Regions from separate parts of the Homo sapiens genome. Here region 1 is linked to region 2. The links are chromatin loops, found by intact Hi-C in ENCODE. Cell type or tissue: OCI-LY7. All regions are shown on one strand.

Evidence for each region. A loop is a pair of places that touch in the nucleus more often than their neighbours do. Peaks named below come from ENCODE experiments on the same cell type or tissue, not always from the same donor. Only the 100,000 strongest peaks of a DNase experiment are listed, where the experiment ranks them.
Region 1: it touches region 2 in a loop (5-fold over the local background); 1 of 110 quality-filtered maps calls a loop at or near these places.

Annotation. Positions count from the first base shown.
Region 1 is chr7:94,063,802-94,066,301 of GRCh38, reverse strand. It overlaps LOC130890646 (a long non-coding RNA gene), which reads right to left. Exons shown (of 4, transcript NR_186703.1): 4 at 1-1,876. Among named protein-coding and RNA genes, the nearest start is that of BET1, 61 kb to the right of the region's middle. In OCI-LY7, a CTCF peak has its summit at 1,180 (motif pointing right); no DNase peak of the experiment used is centred here.
Region 2 is chr7:92,812,304-92,814,803 of GRCh38, reverse strand. All of the region lies in intron 2 of CDK6 (cyclin dependent kinase 6), which reads left to right. Among named protein-coding and RNA genes, the nearest start is that of CDK6-AS1, 23 kb to the left of the region's middle. In OCI-LY7, no CTCF peak of the experiment used is centred here; DNase peaks (open chromatin) are centred at 933 and 1,233; H3K4me3 peaks cover 2,305 bases; H3K27ac peaks cover 2,500 bases.

The sequences.
Region 1 (2,500 bases), 1.3 Mb before region 2:
TTCATAGTGGTTTTTAGTCCACCATCCTTGACCACACTAGGTCTTGTTGCTGCACGGCTTGTTTGCTGAATAGAGTATTTCATACACAACAATGTGTGGTGCTCTCTGGCCCCATCACAAAGTTGCCTTATATGCCTAGATGTCAACTGGAATCAGAAAGTCAGAAAAGACATCTTGAACAGGCTCTGTCTAGCACAGGAGTTCTCAGGAGGCATGAAAGGGCACACTCATGCTTATTTTTCTGCGACAGGGTTCTGGCTAATATACTCATCCATCATTTTCTTTTTCTGTGCACAGAATGAGGAGATACCTTTTTATTTGGTAAAGTCTATAATATTGAAAAGTTGTCACAGAGCACGGGCCCATCTGACAGTGAATCAATGGTGATTATGAAAGCACCTTAGCCATCTTATCTGACTATATGGTTAGGAATAAGAACATTTGATTCCTTGACCAGAAATTACCACCAACTCCAAAAATAGACATAAAGGATACACAGTTCTCCTAACAAGCAAAACATAGGTCTCTTGATTCTTCTTCTGATTTTTCATTCAGCTTCACAGTGATTTTAATTACTTCAGAGCACTGACCAATTACTTCAGAGCCCTGACCAAGTGATTTTAATTCCTTTAGAGCACTGACCAAGACAGCCAAACACTTAGAAGAAAACATAACTAAATGACAGGCCGTGAAAATAATAAGACATTTTTGAGGGATGTAGCAAAAACTAAACTGTAATAAAAGTGTCTGAAGAAGCAGAGCCTAGTAATTAAATGCAAAATGAGTGAAGCAAAAGCAAAAAGAGATTTTGGGTCATCATTTCTGACTTAAGAATGATGGATAACCAGTCACCCACCAGTAGTAGGCTGGTTGTTCACCCCCAAATCTGCCCCCCACCCCAACACCACTACCCACATCCTAAAACCTGGAGCCTGTGAATATTACTTTATTGGCCAAAAAGGACTTTGAAGATGTGGCAAAGGATCCTGAAATAGGAAGATTATCCTGCATTATCCTGGTGAGCCCTAAATGCAGTCATACGTGTCTTATAAAAGGGATGCAAATGCCAGAGAAGAGGAGAAAGCGTTATGACTATGGAGGAGGAGATGGGAATGATACGACCACAAGTCAAGGAATGCCAGCAGCCAGCAGAATCTGTTAGACACAAGGGACAGATTCTGTCCGAGAGCCTCCAGAGGGTGCTGCCAACACCTTGATTTCAGCCGCCAAATACTGATTTTGAGTTTCTGGCCTCCAGAACTGTGGGAGAAAAAATTTCTATTGTTTTAAGACACCAAGTTTTGATAATTTGGTATAGCAATCTCAGGAAACTAATGGTTTCCTTATACAAACCATTCTTTTTCCTTTATAGAAACCAAACCATTTCCTTTCATTCTGTTATCTGTTACACCATCAATGAATCAGCCAAAATAGGCAATAGGCACTACAGATAACACAGTCAGCAGGCGTTTTTTTTTTTTTTCCTGGTTTATGATAATCTTCATAAAAGACCTGCCAGACACCACTCAAGAAATTTCCAAATGGCTTTCAATCTTTTGGTCTCTGTTCCTTCTGGTTTTTTTTTTTTTTTTTTTTCCAGAGTATTAACTTCATTTAGCAGTTACAGCTGTTGACCTGAAAGTCCTTATCAGCAGCATAGCAGATGAGTGAGAACAAGAGTTATGGGTCCTGAATCTATAGGGAAGCCAAATCAAACACAGCTAGAAAAATGCCTCCACTGTGAGTAAAGACAACATATCTTCTTTCACATGTTGTACTAAGGATCAGGAGAGCTGAAATCTCATGTTGATTTCTGATGATTACCTTTGTCTTCTTGAGCAAATGACTTAGTTTCTCTAGGTCTTAGGGTCCTCATCTGTAAAATGAATCAATAAGATACACTGTGAAATTCCTTGAACCCTTAACATTCTATGAATTTATCCAGCCCTGAGTTGAAATTAAAATTTATAACAAGCTCAGCTTTATGGACAGAGTTTGTGGTCACCTCTATGGGTATCAGATATCTCATCATCCTAATCACAAATACCAGAAATTTCACCCATAGAAATGACACAGAGAGAAAGAAAGAGAATATATGTATATATATTCTTCTGTTCATTTAAAAACTTCTGGGTAAAATGACGTAACACATTAGAGTAAATTAACTTATCAATCTTTACTATAGATGTTTTCATTCTGTTATTGTTATAGACACATTACACTAGAACTATTAGCTTATATGTCTGTCTATCCCACTAAACAACAACCTTTCTGAGAGAAGGGACTAGATCTTATATACCACTGAATCCTCATGACCAAGTACTTAAATGCTGGTACAAAGCAAGTGCTTAGTAAATATTTGTTGTATAGATGCATGGCCAGCTGGGTGACTTCTCTCCCATGATAGGATATCAGAAGAGAAGTGGGCAGTAGAATGGCTGAGAAGGTCCCAGGAAGGGGAGCACAAAAACCAAAAACCAAAAACATCATCTACATCTCT
Region 2 (2,500 bases):
CTATCTCTTTGGTGACTTCTTCCATCACCTTATTTCTGTTTATTTTCAGTCACCCAGCAAATTTACTAAATTCTCTCCTTTTTGTGTATGTGGGACGCCCTTTTGTAATTATGGGTTTATTTCTTTTACTGAGAAAGAATGGAGGCAAATATTTGTGATAGGTCCACCATTTTGAACTGGAAGTCTGATTACACTTCTTAAAATAAATTTTTGAATAATCAAAATGTCTTTTTTTTTTTTTTTTTTTTGCAATTCAGTTTGCTTTCCTGGTTGGGAGCAGAAGGGCTGCAGCCCAAGAATTGCTTATTACCTGCGGGAAGTTTTTGTTATGCAGCAGTTCTTAAATTTGGGTAATGTCAAAGGGCATGTGAACCAAGGAAGTTGTCTGCTAATTTCACCAGAAGCAAAAAAGTTTAAGAACAGCTGCTCTGGAGAAATATTGGGATCACATGAGATATACTTTTCCCCTATTTATTCCACATTCCTTAATTTAGAGGACAGTATAACCATCTGGAGAGGATCCATAATTGAAGAAAGAACATTGTTTCATTCTTCTGTTGCTGATTGCACCTGGCTATATAAATTCATTGTCATCTTCTAGGTTTTCATACTGTTGATATACCATCCCTGAAACCAACAGCTGATATAAATTGTAACATAGAAAAGCTAATTTGACATCATATTGGGAATGTTAGCCAATTGATTTTTCTTAAGGGAAACAAACTGAAAAAATAAGCCCACTATGAATTAATTCTTTGCAGGAAATTCCCATGTCTGATTATTTAAAAGAATAAATTCTGCATGCAAATGAATCATTACAAGCTTAATTGAAGCTTGCGGGATACTCAAGTTTACTCACTGTGGTGTGTTTTTGATGGAGACAGGAAGTGAAAAAGCAAGGTCTATGAGACTTTTTTTTCCTATGAAGTCTCAGCCAGTCTTTTAATGTTTCTCATTGAGAAACTTTGGTTGGGAGGGTAAATGACTCAAGGTATCTATTGCTGCTTAGCCGTTTTTAAGGGGGCATTTCCCCCCATGTTCCTCCCCTCCCCAAAATAGCTAATTATGTACTGGAAGTTTCAATACATTGTTCACAGTTTGTGAAGTCAGCATATTTCTGGAAGCTCACTGTGAATGTAATTCTTAACTGTACAAATGCTTTTGTTTCTCCATCTCTGCAGCTAGCTCTGTACTGTAAGGACACAATTCTATCGCTATTTTTTCCCTCACATTTGATGTGGTAGTTTGCATACAGCTGCAGAGTAGACAGTTACCTTTGAAAGGAACATTTGGCTGCTCTAATTTGATTAAAGAAAACCACCTCAATCATTTCTAGACTGAGAACGTTTTCATTTTAACTTGGCAGTAGGAGTTGGGAATGTACTCATTGCACTTAGATATGTGGGGGACCAGTTAGGGAACAAAACCAACTGCTTGAATGAAGAAAGCTTTGGTGCATTTTTTTTTTAAAAGCAAGCAGTATGATTCCCTTTCTGTTTCCCTCTCAAATTCTCTACAACCTTGATTTTCACCTCCATCTTCTTTTCACGGTTATTTACTTTGTAATTCCAGTAAACGAATTCTGGCAGGAATAGACTGCTACCCTAAAGTGATTTGTGATTTAAAGGACTTCAGGGTCCTTAAAAATTATCCCATTTTACATAGAAATAAAATCCCAAATCATGAATTACTATGAATTGCATATATTTTCTTGGCCACTGTTGAGAAAGGCAAAAAAAGTTGTTAGATCATGGGTGTACAGACCAAGGCTGGGAATTTAGTTGTAACTTACTTAGAAGAAAATTGCTCCTTGTCAGAAGGCTGCAGTCAACTCACATATATGCCCTTTGTTTCTGACATAGAAGAGGGTCTGATCACCAAATTAGTATGACAATTAAAAATAAATTCTGGTGATTGTGAATTGGCATCAACTTTATATATGTTTTTAGAAATGATTGAGCAGTGGTTAATGTCTGTACGGTAAACCATGAACAAACTTTTGAACCACAGCTCAGTAATTCAATATATGATATCCTTGTGAAAGGTACTGTGCTGTCATCTTAAAAAGTTTGAGTGTGGGCCAGGCACAGTGGCTCATGTGTGTAATCCCAGCACCTTGGGAGGCTGAGGTGGGAGGATTGCTTGAGGCCAGGAATTTGAGACCAGCCTGGGCAACGTAGTGAGACCTCATTTCTACAAAAAATATTTCCTAAAATTTAGCCAGGTATAGTGGCACTCACCTCTGGTCCCGGCTACTCTGGAGGCTGAGGTGGGAAGATCAAGGCTTGAGCCTAGGAGTTTGAGGCTGCAGTGAGCCATGATCACACCACTTGACCCCAACCTGGGAGACAGAGCAAGACCCTGTCTCAAAAAAAAAAAAAATTGAATGAGAAAATTTAAATTAAAAGTCTGAAGCTACACATGGGCCTCAGAAATAACAAACACTATTACTTATTGATTATTGGATATTATTGATTACCTAAGAGAGGAGGTCAAATGT